2 separate regions of the Homo sapiens genome follow, and region 1 is linked to region 2. Evidence: chromatin loops called from intact Hi-C (ENCODE). Cell type or tissue: PC-3. All regions are shown on one strand. Links, peaks and the distances in the headings refer to the core of each region. The heading gives the core; the rest is flanking DNA. Region 1 has its middle 110 kb from the start of PLG. Region 2 overlaps PLG (plasminogen).

What was found. Peaks named below come from ENCODE experiments on the same cell type or tissue, not always from the same donor. Only the 100,000 strongest peaks of a DNase experiment are listed, where the experiment ranks them.
Region 1: a loop joins it to region 2, with 4 times the contacts of the local background. A loop is called at or near these places in 2 of 110 quality-filtered maps.

Annotation. Positions count from the first base shown.
Region 1 is chr6:160,805,926-160,814,266 of GRCh38, forward strand. It overlaps the pseudogene LOC107986665. Among named protein-coding and RNA genes, the nearest start is that of PLG, 110 kb to the left of the region's middle. RefSeq lists an enhancer at 4,332-4,501. In PC-3, for the core only: no CTCF peak of the experiment used is centred there; a DNase peak (open chromatin) is centred at 4,466; H3K4me3 peaks cover 1,933 bases; H3K27ac peaks cover 5,658 bases.
Region 2 is chr6:160,746,488-160,754,828 of GRCh38, forward strand. It overlaps PLG (plasminogen), which reads left to right. Exons shown (of 19, transcript NM_000301.5): 18 at 5,628-5,773; 19 at 6,413-7,610. The coding sequence ends at 6,574. Among named protein-coding and RNA genes, the nearest start is that of PLG, 48 kb to the left of the region's middle. In PC-3, for the core only: CTCF peaks have their summits at 3,882 (motif pointing right) and 4,081; no DNase peak of the experiment used is centred there; H3K27ac peaks cover 464 bases.

The DNA of each region.
Region 1 (8,341 bases), core at 77-8,076, 59 kb after region 2:
CAAAGCCAGCTCCCTTTTCTCTCTGGCCCACATAATTCAGCCTGTGAGACAGTGGCTCCATAGCAAATAATCCTGGCTATTTTTTTATCCAAAATAAATCTAAGCCTCCCCTAAACACACATAATATTCAACAGTGGAAAGAAAAAAATATGAAACATCAATAGTCAGTCCCAGATAGAAAACAAGAAACCAGGAAACCACATATAGAACAAATAGCAACAGATCTTGGCTGCTCTGCCACCTTCACCTAGGTCGCTGAGATCCTGAAACAAAGTTCAGTTTTCCCAACCCCTCCATCCTTCAGGTTATGTTCATTCATTGAAGAAATTGATGCAATATTTCCTAAGTGCCAGAAACTGTCTTTGGTACCAGAGTTACCACACTGAATGCAGAGACAAAAATCCAATCCCTCAAAAAAAAAAAAAAACTATTCTAGGTGACAAAACATTTAAGTATGGAGAATTCAGTATATTGGCTAATAAATCAAGGGAAGAAGAGGGATGGAATGTGCAGAGTTTGGGATGTGGCAATTGTAGAAACGGTAGCCAGGCAAGGCCTGAGAAGCAGCATTTGAATAATGGCCTGAAGGAAGTGAGAAAATAGCAATTGAAATACCAACGGGGAAGAACAAGATAGTCTGAAGAAAAAGCAAACCGAAGACCCTGGGCATGTCCCGAGTGTCCAAGTGAGGAAGGCTGTGGCTGAGCAAGGTGGAGCCGAGAGAAAGCAGTCAGTGTAATATTAATAGCAGTCCTATTATAAGACACACCAGGATGAGCTAGACTTTGCAAGGAATGTGGCTCTTACTATGCTTCAGGCATGTCCTTATTAAAACTGCCATTGCAAAAATTATGTCACTGAGAAAATTATGACCGTGAATGAGATTTGAGCTAACCCCACATAGGCACCCCACATCTTGCCTTTCCCTTAATTAATCCTGGGCTACTGGGCTGAGCTAACTTTGGAAGACAGTTAGGCTATAGTTTAAATGACAAATAGGCTTTGCCCAAAACTCACCAGCTTTTTTAAAGCAAATAGGAGGCCATCAGGCTGGGGATAGGAGAGGAACCTGAGTCCTGCTAAGGCACAGGCAGGAAAGATTGTCAGCCATTATTCCAGAGGCTATAAGATATGCAACTTCCCCAGTTATTCCTGCAGACAAGACACGATTGTAGATTGGCCTTTTGAGATGTCTTTCAGGTTTTTTGCTTGTCTCACACCCATGGCTCCACCTGGACCCACCAACTCTGATCTCATGGCCCCACCTAGAAGCGATTCAGCCCACAGAAGGACAGCTTTGACCCACTATGATTTCATCTCTGCCCTAACCAATCAGTAGCAAGCCTAGCCACCCCCACCCCTTTCCCCAAACTGAGTTTGAAAAACACCTAACCTAAGAGATTTGGAAGAGATGATTTGAGTACTAGCTCCATCTCCGACATGGCTTGACCAGCCTTATGTTTATTAAACTCTTTCCTACTGCAGTGCCATGGTCTTCATTTTACATACAGTGGGCAAGAAGAACCCCTTGGGTGGTTACAATATTTGTTTTAAAAATATCATTTTTGTTACTTAATAGAGAAGAAGGCAAAATCAAAATAATTTATGGATGAATCAGATTGTGGATGGATCTTATTTTATAATGGGAAGGGGGAATTGTTGGTCTGGAGGTTGTAAACCAAAAATAAAATTTGAAGTCCTCCCACTTGTCCTTCAACCTTCTAAATGGACTCATCCTGGACCAGGGCCCTCCAGATTTAATGTGAAAGACTGGTTCAGGCCATGACAGGAAGCGGGGAGCGGGACATGCCTCAGTATGCCATCTTCCCTTTTGTAATTCAGGAATAGCAGAACAGCATTTGACATAAACACAGCCTTTAATTCTGATAAGAAACATTTGCATTCTATTCTCTCTGAAGCCAGCTTCCCGGAGGCTTCATCTGCAGGGTAAAACTTTGGTGTCCCCAAATATCTTATCATAACCCAGATATTCCTTTCTATTTCTGATAAGTTTTTCAACCAATTGCCAGTCAGAAAATTTTTAAATTTAACTATAACCTGGAATGCCTACTTCAAGTTGTCCCGCTTTTCTGGACTGAACCAATGTATAGCTTAAGTGTATTTGATTGATGTCTCATGTCTCCCTAAAATATATAAAACCAAATGGTAGCCAAACCACCTTGGGCACAAGTTGTCCAGACCGCCTGAGGGTATATCACGGGCCATGGACACTTATCTTCGGCTCAGGATAAATATTTTCAAATATTTCACAGAGTTTGACTCTTTTTGTCAACAAGGTGTTTGAGAGAAATTTAGCGCATAAATTATGCTTCCTTCCTTTCTCAAACTCTTCTTATATCCCAAAACTATTTCATTTCCTTTCTTGGTTGGATAAAGACATAGTTTTTTTAATTCCACAATATAGAATCCACGGAAAGAATAGCTGACCCTACATGACCTAGGAATTTTAGCTGCAGGCATTAAAGGTCACTTTTAACAAAAAGTGATGGACATGATGACATGTCCATCGTATCTTTGATGACAAGTGATGACATGATGGACATGTCACAGCAGAAAGAGAATCTGGGCCTGATGGCTGTTTAGAGTCACCAGTCCAACCTCATATTTATCTGCCTTGAGTCCTCCATATGAGAAGAAAATAAAAGAACATCTCCATGGTTTAAACCTCTGGCAGTTAGTTGGTTTTGTGTTACTCATATTTGTAAACATTACTAACAGATATGCCTTTCTCTACTATTTGATCTTTTAGCCATGTGCATCCAATACTTTATTAAAATTTTAAATATTAAAATATTAAAATTGTAATATTAAAGTGTAAGTGAGTTAATTCAGTAATCTGCAGAGTCTCTGCCTGTGGAAAGTTATAGGCTAAATAGGATCAAAAGTCCCTTTTTCACTTACTTGGGGTACCACGGAGTATCCACAGAAAAGTTTATTATAAGATCCAGACATGGTTAGTACAACATAGAAAATATTTTGTCATTGCCCTTACATTCAGTGATATCAGCTTATGGAAAGTAATTCTACTTAATTATATTCACTGCTGAAGACAAGATTTATGTTATTTGAAAACACATTATGATACATTAATTTGGAAAAAAATACCTACAATTATAGTGTAGAAGGAACAGAGACAAAAAGACATGGCAGCATTATTGCCATTAAGATGGATAAATTAGAGGTAAAGAGGTGATTTCTGGGTAATTTAGTTTCTTTTGTCACTGAATGTCTGTTTAAAGGGTAGTTGATAAATTAGTGAATATTTAGGCATTAGTGATTATCCATGGTTAAGATACTTCCCTCTTGGGAGTACTTCTATGGGATATGTAGAAAATGCTTTTAATTTAAATACACTCTCTAAGAGTAAATCTTATGGCATATAAACTCCAAGTTTAATTGGGATATATCAAAATTTCATCTATTTTTCCAATTTTTTCAAATAATACCACAGAGATGACCAAATACTCCAACCACACATGAGAACTAAGTTTCAGGGACAAGCATAGACGATCTGAAGTAGAAGAGCTGAAGGAACCTGGAATACAGCAGTTTGAAGGCTGTTATAAACATAGCATGTGATTTGAAAATTCAACCAGCAAAGAAAAGCTATAAACTTCACATGAAATCTGACTTGCTTCTGGACTCCGCAGCCCATTATAATGCTTGTCAGCTCTATTTAAATAGCTCCTCTCAAGTTGACTTTTAGGCTTTTTTTAAGTGTTGATATTGAAGATTTCTGAAGCAAAGCAAAAACAAAACTGGTGTTACTGATATCCAACTGTGTCATCTGTAAAAGTGAAGAAAATAGTATACTTTCTTCCTTTCTCTTGCTTTCATTTTTTTTCTAAAATAACCCCCCTCCCCCCATGAATCACTTATTTTTTCAGTTGACAAAGTCTAAAATTCTGCTTCCCACTTTGGGATTGATATTTGAATTCCTTATTGCATCTCAAACCTGTGAATTGTTTCAGGAATTATTTCCATGTCTTTGTTATATGTTCTTTCAGAGAAAACGAATCACAACACAGTAGCTGGTAACAATTAATAGTACAATATTAGAAAGCTCTTCATCTCAAAGGAGGGCAGAGTGTTGGCAAAGACTATTATGCAAATAATTGCCTCTTCTCTGAAAAATATCACCTTCTGCACACTAGGAAATCAGCATCCATCACACCATGACAAAAAGTAGAGCCTCTTTTCTCATCACCAGCACGGCTGAAGCATGAAGTTTAAAACACAGAAATTTCTGAAAGCAGAGGTTTAAAACCTGTTGAAGTTTCACAGCACTTTAGATAATTAACGGCCACCTACATTTACTCTGCTTGTTTATTTTATGGCTCAGAAATGTAGTAGTTCTCAGAAAACTGCCTTTGTGTACATACTGAGAATCATCAGTGTGTATATATCTAAGTCCTGATCCCACAAAGAGTAAAGCAAATATTACATTATGGATTTTCGTGAGGATGATGACTCAGTTGGGTGCTTTAACTTAATAAGGTAGCTCATGAAAACTACCTATTGTAGAAGTGCCCTGGTCTCAGAAGCAGGAACCTGCAGTCCCACAGGGCAGCTTTGCAGGAGCTCAGAGGCTGTGCCCTACAGGAGTTGTGCAACATGGAGGTACGTGTTCTTGTTAAAGGAATGCTACAAATTAATGATTCAAAGTCACTTCATCTCTTAGGGCTTCACTTTACTCCTCTCTAAAATGGAAGATTTGCCTTTGGTAATCTTTAAAGAACTTTCTGACTATATAAATCCATGCTTTCCAAAAATCATTCTCAGATGATTAGTCTCTGAGTCAAAAAATCGACCTGTTCTGAATCACGCTAATATTTATTTAAAAGCCATAATATATAACCAAGAATCTCATAAAGCAAAAATAATAATAAGGTATTGAAGAAGGTATTTGTCTTTCTGAAAAAAATCAAAAAGAAGAGCTAATATGCATATGATATCCTAAAATAGGATTAAACCAACAATTTTTGCTACCTCCACAGATTAGGCAAATAAAATAAAAGTTTTTCACTCTTTCCATTAAAACTGCTTGCATTTAATTATATTCTATTCATGAAAGAAAAGTAATCTCATATGCTATGAGGCCACAGTTGTTTATTCTCCTGTGGATTAACCCTCATTTCACTCCTGAAAAAAGAAAAATGGGTTCCTACTTTCTGAATATAAAGTGGATTTTTAACCAAATGAGATTAAAATATGAAAAGTGATTTATCTTTGTTCTTCTCATTCATGTTAAAATAGCCTGCCACTTTGTCACCTTGCGTCAACCTGTCGAATTTAGTTACTGGCCTCATTTTACCTTTAGCTACTGTCTGTCCAGTCAGAGAAACACCTTTTAATTTCCTTAGATGGCCTTAAATATAGGTTTAATCTCCTCTCTTTCTCTTTTCTGCCATCGCAGTTGTCTAAGCTGTCATCTCTGAGTTATTCTTTGCTAGATAAATGTTTTTCAAAAATAAAAACTAATTTTTATTTTTATCATTGCCGCCACTTGCCCCTCTCAATGGCTTTTTAGTATTTAGACTGAGGATCTATAAGGTTTTGCATAATCTAGACCTCTCTTGATGATTACCTCAATGCTAAGCTCTAGTGACACTGGCTTCTTTCAGGTCCTTGACAAAAACCATGCTTTCTCACCAAGAAGTCCATTCCATAGGTGTAGGATGACACACCCACTCACTTTTAATCTTATTAAACCCTATTCTACTTTTATACTCTAACACCACACCATATCCTCAGGAATATGTTCCCGGACAACCTAACTCAATGCTATATCTTCCTTTTCCATAAACAAAAACATACACTTACCTAATACCAACCGCTTATTCTGAAAAGCACTTTCCTTAATTGTAATTTTATATGTATAGTCAGTTCTCATTATCCAAGGTAGTTATGGTCTATGAAGTTGCCACCAACACTGAGTTAGTGAATACTGAATAATTGTTCCAAGGAGAAATACAGGGTTAGTTTCCTGGGAGCCTCTGCTTACATTTTTGTCAATTGATCAATACATAACCTTGTTTTGTGTGTGTTTCTGGATAACACCACCTTATTTAATATGTACTGGTGATTAATTGACATTGAGCTCACATTGGTACTGATAACTCATGCCTGAACAAAGCTTACCCAACATATGAATTTTCTCCCTAAGGTACAACATGGTCTTCTTGTGCTTAGAAACACTAGACGGGACCTCAGCCCTAGGGTTAGGTGCTGTTTTAAACAACAAAATCACCATAAAAAGCACAAAATGCAAAACATGTAGCAAAAAATAGGCCACAAAAAGAACACTGGTTTACACAGCGCTGAAACAAGATGCTTACTCAGAGTGTCACCTTGTTTGACATCAGCCTGGAGTGTGCACAGCAGCCACCAAAATTTTTGCCCCTCTGTACATGCCTGTGAATAATTGCAAAACTGCAGTGAGTATTAATCTTGGGATTATAAATAAATTTTAGCACTCAGGCAAATTTGCAAACACAGAATCTGCAAATAAGGAGGATCAACTGTATTTACATAAGCATGTGTTTAAGGTCTATTTCTCCACTCTACTGTAAGCTCCATGTAAGCAAGAATCATTTCTCACCACTGTATTCCCAGCACCTGAATGGCACACATAGACACACACACACACAAAACACTTGATTCGTATTTTCTTTAATAAAGCAGTCCTAGACATCACTATCAAAACAGTGCTTCCCATCCTGAAAATCTTTCACTTGGTTTTCATTCCCCCTCCACTGAAAATTCAAGTAGTTCGTGTTTTGACTCAAATCCTTCAAACAACCTTTATTCTATTAAAGAATAATACAGCACAACCTAAAAATCCAGTGAGTTGGGAAAGATATGAGAATACAATCATAAGGTCATCACTACTACAAAATAAAAAATATTTCAGAAACTTTATGTTCCATCTAGAAAAAGGCTCAGAACAAACGACTTTTCACCTCAAGTTAATATAAACAACCTTGAATCCAACATCTTGTCTTCCAAATCATATCTGTTGTCTACATCAGAAACCTGTGAGTCAACACTGGCTCTTTCCCACCTAAACTTGATGATTGGTTGATCATAAAGAATAATCTACTTATGGATTATTTTGACATTCTGACTTCCCCTACCTACTAAACAGCATCTCTAAGAGAATGTTACTAATTTTCATTTTGTTAGCCACTCTTCCGATAGACAAACAATGACTCATTAATCAACAAAATACCCCTTCATTCAGCCCTCCCTCCATTCTGCCATCCACACCACCTCCAGCACTGCACAACTACTGAGTGTTCTCACTAGGAAATGTGTTTGTCCTCAAATACAAATGTCTGTATCAGACGTGTTGGATGAATTATAACTTTAGTTTTTAATGTAGTACGTATACTTTCAAGATACATTAGCTAATTAGAGGCTGCTGGAAATTATTAATGGTGAAGTTATCTTTTTGGGTTCCCTGACATTTCACATAGAATGCTAGTTTCAAGTTATACTAACAAATTAATACTGTACAATTTATATCATAAATATCTATAACTAAGTTTTTCTTATGAATTTAGGTTTAATAAATATTTGTAAGTTATTTTTACATGATTTCATTTTTTTTAATTTGGTCTGTGGGAGATGTAATTTTCACATACCTGTAATGTAAAATTATAATTCCTAGTGCTATTTTATGATCTTAATTCATCTGATACATAGAAATAATAACACCTATTAAGTTTTTTGTCATATATATGTATATACATATGTATCATTAATAAAGTGATACTTGGAAAATCTGCAATATTATCTATACCATCTCTCATTAAGTAACATTATTAACAATCACTTTTTTTTGTATTTTGAGTATATTAACTTGATATTCAACTACTCTTATTAAAATTGTACCTGTCAGTAAAACTAGCCAAATTTAAGATAAATGTTAATATTCAACAGAATATTTCAGATGTATTTTTACTATAATTAACACTAAAATAATTTCCTTTTTATAACTCACCATGTATGTAGTTTTTATTGTGGAATAATTAAAGTATCTGTCTAGTCACTGGAAATTAGACTTTGAAATACAGTTTTAAAAGTTGGAAATAGTGTCCTGAGCTTTGTACATTATATTATTTTCTTGTATTTCAGAAAGATCACTCTCAATATAACTCTGTGAATGCTTGCAGCTGCACACTTTTGAAAGATCACATAAAAGTACATTTGAATGTGTAATCATTCTTGCATATGTCAGTATTTTACTTGAAATCTCAACCAAGAAAGGATAAAGCCTTGATAATCACATATAGCATGAGAGAGAAAACCATGTATT
Region 2 (8,341 bases), core at 335-8,334:
TTAGGTTCTTTTTTAAACCAGTGATTTTGTCTTTCAGCTTCTATATCATTTTATTGTGATCCTCAATTTCCTTGGATTGGATTTTGCCATCCTCCTGGATCTTGATGATCTTCATTCCTATCCATAGTCTGAATTCCAGTTCTATCATTTCAGCCAGCTCAGCCTTGTTAAGAACCCTTGTTAGAGAACTAGTGTGGTTGTTTGGAGGACATATGGCACTCCGGCCTTTATGTTCCTTTAACTGCAGTGTAGGTTGAATACAGCCAATAGACTTGTTCTTTGGATGTTTTTACAGGGCCAAAGCCTTGTGCAGGGTCTTTATTTGTAGTTGATTTCTTGTCTTTGGTTTCATAGTGTGGTATGTTAGCAAGGTATTTTTGGTGTTGAAGCTTTGGGGTGTGATCCATTTTTTATTTGTATATTTCCCTACACCTAAAACAAGCAAAAAAACAGTAAAGGTCTTTGAGTCTCTTAATCCATAATTTCAGCATTCCTGAGTATGCTTCCCTGGGTAAGTGGGGTTTTCACCCAGCCCTCAAGTTAAGAGTGTTAGATTATTTTTCATGTGAAATTAGCCAGACTGGCTTTCTTAACACAATGTAAAACAATAACAACAAAAGTTATAATTAGACTAGTCTTCTTCCCAAATACCCACATGTCTAATGTAAGTGGGATGGTGTTAAACAGGGGACCTACAACTGGGGGAGAGGCGGACAGGTCCCATGGCCCCAGGTCTAGGATGGCATTTGGTATTGGTTGATGGGTGTGGATGAGAACAAGAGAGGGAACACTTGTGCAGGATATGGTATCAGCACCTGTAATACATTTTAGGGATTCTTTCTTCTCTTTGCAGTATGCCCTGACAATAATTATATCCATCAGCCTAGTCCCCTTGGCCATTGAAACACTAAGACTGTCTTAGGATCCCTGCTGCAGTTTCTCAGAGGTGCTAGGAGGGCATTAGGAGTCTGAAGCCCTGGAAGTGTGTTCTGACTTTGCCACTAGCTAGATAGACCTGGACTAGGCACGTTACCTCTTTGTACCACTCAGCTCTAACCCCTCATTCAAAAACCCAGCATTTTCAAGTGGTGTTTTTCACATCAGCCTTTGCATAAGTTTTCATTTGAAGAAAGGTTTGTTTTTGTTTTCTTGGTTTAATCAAACATTTAAAAACGAATGGTCTAGATGATTTCAAAGTGGCTTTCCTTTTCCTGTGCTTTTCCTACTATTTAAAAACTTTACCTCCTTGATTTCTTGATCTCCCTTTCTGCACTGCTGGGTCTGGGAGCATTGAGGCCAAGTAAAAGGAACCTTGGCAAAGGAGGAACACCTATGGGTGTGCCAGGCTGCTCCCAGTGTTTTGCATTTTTAAAAATTTAAATGCTGCAAACCTCTATGAATTACATATTATTGTTCCTAGTTTACAAATGAGGAGCCTGAGGCTCAGAGAATGTGTGGGATGGTACAGACTAACCTGAATTAGAACCCTGGCTCCCATTTACTGGCTGTCAGGACTTAGAAAAGTCATAAACTCTCTGGCTGGGTGCAGTGGCTCACGCCTGTAATCCCAGCACTTTGGGAGGCCGAGGCAGGCAGACCACGAGGTCAGGAGCTTGAGACGAGCCTGACCAACACGGTGAAACCCCGTCTCTACTAAAAATACAAAAATTAGCCGGGTGTGGTAGCACACCCCTGTAATCCCAGCTACTCAGGAGGCTGAGGCAGGAGAATCGCTTCAACCTGGGAGGTGGAGGTTGCAGTGAGCCAAGATTGTGCCACTGCACTCCAGCCTGGGTGACAGAGTGAGACTCTATGTGAGAAAGAAAGAAAGAAGGAAAGAAGGAAAGAAGGAAGAAAAGAAAGAGAAAGAAAGAAAGAAAGAAAGAAAGAAAGAAAGAAAGAAAGAAAGAAAGGAAGAAAGAAAGAAAGGGAAAGAAAGAGAACGAAAGAAAGAAGGGAGGGAGGGAGGGAGGGAGGGAGGGAGGGAGGAAGGGTGGGTGGGTTGTGAACTCTTGTTGATTGTTTCCTCAGCTGAAATGTGGGCTGCAGGGCTATTGGGGGAGAAACAATAAGAAAGTGCACCAAGCACCAAGCACATGCTAAGAAGTCCATCATGGCAGCTCCTGATAATAATATGGAATAGAGTTGTATCTAACATGACTCTTTCTTGCAAGTGACAGAAAATGCAACTTAAGTTGGATTAAGCAAAAAAGAGAAATCATTAGTGAACTGAAAATTCTGCAGGCTCACATCATGGCCCCAGACCCTGTCCATTATTCTTGGGCACAAATGTGACATTCTCGTGGCTGCAGATGCTGTGGTGGCTCTGGCTCTGCCAGGAAAAGAAATAAGGAAGGCCACTCTCCCCATTACACAAACAATAGTCTTCCAGCTCTGAGAGGTCGAACTTGTGTCACCAGCCTGCCCCTAAACCCGTCACTGATTAACTCCAACCTGCATCAGCTGTTCCATGCTGGAGGTGGACGCAGGACCACACTCATACCAAGATGGGGGCAAAGTGTAGTTCCCTCAACAGGATTATAGGATATAGTGTGATAGGCTGCTGGGCAGCCAAAAAGCAAACAGATCCTCTACAATTCCTCAACTGATGAAAGCACGAAGCTAAAATCATAAAGATCTGTGTGTGAGTTCTGGCTCTCCCATCTTCCTTGTGAGATTGAGCAGTTAGTTAATCTCTTTTAGCCTCAGCTTTCTCACCTGTACCAACATATAAGGTCATTGTGAGGATTAAGATTATGCCTCATGATCATCATTATCATCATCACCATCCACATTGCAACCACAACTACCATCATCATCCCCACCAACATCATCACCACCACCACCATCACAATTATCATTACCACCACCACCATTGTCACCCTCAACATCACCATCATCACTATCACCACCACCATCATCATCACTACCACTACCAACACCATCACTCTCATCATTCCACCACCATCACCATTAACATTACCATCACTATCATCACCACCACCACCACCACCACCCCCATCATTACTGCCATCAACATCACCATCACCATCATCACCACCATCACCATCATTATCAACCATCATCACCACCATTCCACCACCATCACCATTATCATCACTACCATTATCACCACCACCATCATCACCACCACCACTACCACCACCATCACCACCATCATCACCATAACCATCATCACCACTATCAACATGATAGTAATTATGATTACCACCACCATTAGCATTATCATTACCACCACCAGTACCATCACCATCACCACCGCCACCACCTCCATGATCATTACTACCCACCACCATCACCGTCACCATCATTTCACTACCAGCACAATTATCATTACCACCACCATCACTACCACCCTTATCACAACCCTCATCATCACCACCATTCCACCACTGCCACCACCACCACCACCATCACTATCATTAACAATAGACATCACATAACCAGTTTGTAGCTGGACCTTGAGCCCAGAGCCCACTCACTGTTTCTTCAGTCCCACCGCCAACCACCAGGATGAGTCACAAAACATAACTCAGGCCTGCTCCTCAATTTTCTACATGTCAATAATGACATTGAAGCAATGGGTGTTCTCTGCTTCTCAGAGGGAAGTTGAAATTCTCCTGCTCTTCCCTTCATGTTTCCAGATGTTCCCTGACTTGGATATTCCAAACGCAGAGTTTGGAGGTGTTGAGGCCAAGGGGTTTTTCCAGGTCAGCCATCATCTGCAATCACTGAGCTGATCCTGCTGCTGGACTTTCCCTGTTGCCCTCTCCCCAACGCCCCATCGGGGAGGGCTTCAATCCTCAGGTCACCTGTGGCCTTTCTGCCCTCAGAGGTGCCATCTCTACATCTACCACTGGAAGGCAGCACCTACTCACAGATTGCATCAATTTCCCAGCAACTCATGGTGGGTTTTCCCCCTTATCAGCGTGTTTGCCTTGCTCAGAGAGCAGATCCCAGAGCAGTGACACCTAACTTAATTTTCAGCAAAACATTTTGAGAAGGGTGCTCCCTCACACAACTACACAGTCCAGGTGATGCACCCACTGCCCAATGCTTGGTAGTCAAGAGGAGCTTCCTCCCTGCAGCTCTGCCCAGATAGGGCTGAGCTGGGCTCTGGAGCCAGGCGCTGGGATGAGCCTCTTCCATGCTGCTCATGTAAACTCCAGATTCAGTGTCGGTTTTCTGAACCCGAGACAATGATCTAAATGCAGTCGAAGGCTTTGGGGAAAGAGAGAGTGCCTCGGTTCTTACCTGTGTCATGCTCGCAAAGCAAAGAGTTTTGCAAAATTTTAATGAAACCTGGGCTTGCAAAATTGGAAAACTAGATTATTTGTGACGACACTGAGACATCCCTGGGCATGTCTATCTGGAAAAACGGCATTTTCTCTGGCAATTTTGCAGACATTCTATTTCAATTTGGCAAAGAAAATAAAGCAGTTTTTCACAAAGGCAGAAATACAACTAGAATGTTCACTCTCCCTAATTGTCAAAGAAGTGTAAATTAGAAAATGAATCAGGACAATTTCAACCTATTAGATTAGCTAATATTTTAAAAATTGAAGACTCATACAAGTGAGGTGAAGTGATTGTTTTCTAGTGGCACGGTACACTGTCACACCCTTTTAGAAAATAATTTGGCAACGTTATTGGGAGACAGAAATATGTCTATGTAATTTATGGGAACTTAGACTCAGAAAATGTTAAGGAATAAGAATGAACTTTATGAACAAAGATGTGGAAAGCTGGAAGCAAGAGTGGGGCCAACACGCATGGGGAGGAAGCATTTGGGCAGTGACTCCACAGACCCAGGCTCAGGCTGAACTACACAACCTCCTTACGCCTCAGTTTCCTTAACAGTAGAACAGAAATGATAAAAGTGCCTGTTTCACAGGACTATTGCGAGGATTAAGTGAGATACATCGCATTATAAGCTTGTGTCTGGAAAGGTTAATTCTTGGTAAATGATGACTATTCTTTTTTATTGCAATAAAATATACAAAACATAAGGTTTACTATTTTAACCATTTTGGAAGGTACCACTGAGTGGCATTTAGTACATTCACAATCATGTGCAACCATCATCATATTTCCAGAACATTTTCCTCATTCCCAAAGGAAACCTCATGTTCATTAAGCAGTAGCTCCCCTTAACATATTAGTTATGAAGATCATAGCATTATACAAAACTCATGACACAATGATGAGTGAAAAAATCAAGATGTGAAATTTTGTGTTATGATGTAATTAGTAAAAGAAGCATATTAAAACATCTGAAAAAAGAGTATATAAAAATAGCAATTGCATTTTTCAGACTCTACATTTTAAACATTATTCTTTATAGTTTTAAAAGCAAAAAGTAAAGAAACAACAACCAACCCCAAACCAACACGACAAAGCCCAGATTGTTAATTCCAGGGCTCAGGAACACAGAATCATATATGATGTTTACACTCTGCAGGGTCAGAGACTCCAGCGGCATTGGGAGCTGCCTCGTGTTCTGCAGCCTCACAGACAGGAGGTCCAGTGCCGCTGCTCTGTTCTGGAATATCCTCCTGAATGTGTTTTGGGTGCAGTTGCCATTTCTTTCATCTTTTTAAACACAGGTACTTTTGGAGCTGGCCTTCTCAAGGAAGCCCAGCTCCCTGTGATTGAGAATAAAGTGTGCAATCGCTATGAGTTTCTGAATGGAAGAGTCCAATCCACCGAACTCTGTGCTGGGCATTTGGCCGGAGGCACTGACAGTTGCCAGGTAAGCAAAGATCAAGAGACCAAAGTTAGTCTTGTGCTCTCTTGTCTCAGTCTCAGCCCCTCAGACTTCATTCCCCAGGTGGCAAATTCAAGGATTTTCAACCGAAGACCCCAGTCTAAGTGTTGTTTAGAAACTTCCTAGATCTGTCCCTGAATGCGTATTCAGATCATCTAAGGGGATGTCTTGGGGCTTGAGTTCCAAATCAGTAGCAAGCGAGTTTTAAGTGCCATAACTACCTCAGGCCACTCACCCTCCTGGGGTGTGCTGGTGGCCAGGGACTAAAGTGGTGACTTTTCCGGTAGGGAAGGAGGTAGAGGATACAGGACAGAGACCAACTGCACACACTTTACACTGATGCCCAGGCTAGCCCAGTCTAAAGGAAACACCAACATAGGAAGGGATGTGTGCAGGATTCACAAAAGATCTTTTCTACCCCCCGGAAAAACTAAGTGGTGTGGTTTCGCTAAACAGATTTTGCTAAGTACTTAAGCACTGCAGATGCTTGAGTAATATGCTCATAAGTTCCTTTCTGATTTCAATTACTGGGAAAATGTATATATGGATAGTAGAAGGATGGCATCCCATAATAAAAGGCAGGCAGCCTAACCCTCACATGCATTTTTCTCTCCCTCTGTATAGGGTGACAGTGGAGGTCCTCTGGTTTGCTTCGAGAAGGACAAATACATTTTACAAGGAGTCACTTCTTGGGGTCTTGGCTGTGCACGCCCCAATAAGCCTGGTGTCTATGTTCGTGTTTCAAGGTTTGTTACTTGGATTGAGGGAGTGATGAGAAATAATTAATTGGACGGGAGACAGAGTGACGCACTGACTCACCTAGAGGCTGGAACGTGGGTAGGGATTTAGCATGCTGGAAATAACTGGCAGTAATCAAACGAAGACACTGTCCCCAGCTACCAGCTACGCCAAACCTCGGCATTTTTTGTGTTATTTTCTGACTGCTGGATTCTGTAGTAAGGTGACATAGCTATGACATTTGTTAAAAATAAACTCTGTACTTAACTTTGATTTGAGTAAATTTTGGTTTTGGTCTTCAACATTTTCATGCTCTTTGTTCACCCCACCAATTTTTAAATGGGCAGATGGGGGGATTTAGCTGCTTTTGATAAGGAACAGCTGCACAAAGGACTGAGCAGGCTGCAAGGTCACAGAGGGGAGAGCCAAGAAGTTGTCCACGCATTTACCTCATCAGCTAACGAGGGCTTGACATGCATTTTTACTGTCTTTATTCCTGACACTGAGATGAATGTTTTCAAAGCTGCAACATGTATGGGGAGTCATGCAAACCGATTCTGTTATTGGGAATGAAATCTGTCACCGACTGCTTGACTTGAGCCCAGGGGACACGGAGCAGAGAGCTGTATATGATGGAGTGAACCGGTCCATGGATGTGTAACACAAGACCAACTGAGAGTCTGAATGTTATTCTGGGGCACACGTGAGTCTAGGATTGGTGCCAAGAGCATGTAAATGAACAACAAGCAAATATTGAAGGTGGACCACTTATTTCCCATTGCTAATTGCCTGCCCGGTTTTGAAACAGTCTGCAGTACACACGGTCACAGGAGAATGACCTGTGGGAGAGATACATGTTTAGAAGGAAGAGAAAGGACAAAGGCACACGTTTTACCATTTAAAATATTGTTACCAAACAAAAATATCCATTCAAAATACAATTTAACAATGCAACAGTCATCTTACAGCAGAGAAATGCAGAGAAAAGCAAAACTGCAAGTGACTGTGAATAAAGGGTGAATGTAGTCTCAAATCCTCAAAGAGCTGTGTTTATTTCATTGACAAATAGATTATTTGTATTCAATTCTGATGTGCTTTAAGGATGAAGTTTCTCATTTTACAATTAGCACACACTTCGTATATGTTGTCACCTGTTCTCCTTACACAAATGTTGTTCCCCATTTTGAAGGATTCCCTTTGGTACCAGTTTTGCCTGTCCACATAAAGTATTTCATTTAAAAAGCTCAGCATAAAATATAGACTGCATCTGAAAAGATATTGAATATAATATACATAGCAGAACACACACGTTCCACATTTCAAAAGCCTCGATAACAAAAAAGAAAGATCAAAGCCCTTATTAGTCGCTGTAAAGCCATTTATAAAGCTCCTGCTGATCCTGTTAAGCATGGATATAATTGACCTTTCTTTTAAATTAAAATGTAAGCTTTTCCCCAAGACAACTCAAAGTGCCAAGACTGAATGGGAACTGTCCATGTTTCTAACTCTTGGCCACGGGCACCATCAGAACTGAACTTAACAAATATATGAAAAATATCTCTTCATTTTTAAAATCCTAAGACCCAGAAATCATAATCCATGGGATTTGTTTAGTAAAGAAGAAAATCTGTGGCTCTAGGTGTCCACTAAAGGAGAGCCAAAAATGTCCCGAATAATCTCAGGACCACAGCATCATTTTATGAATAACAGAACCAAGACCTCAGATTGTACAACAGATTGGTTCTTATTGCTGGAATGGGGCATAAACCATGCCTGGAACCCCAGATGCTACAGAGAAGGTAGATGGGAGAGACT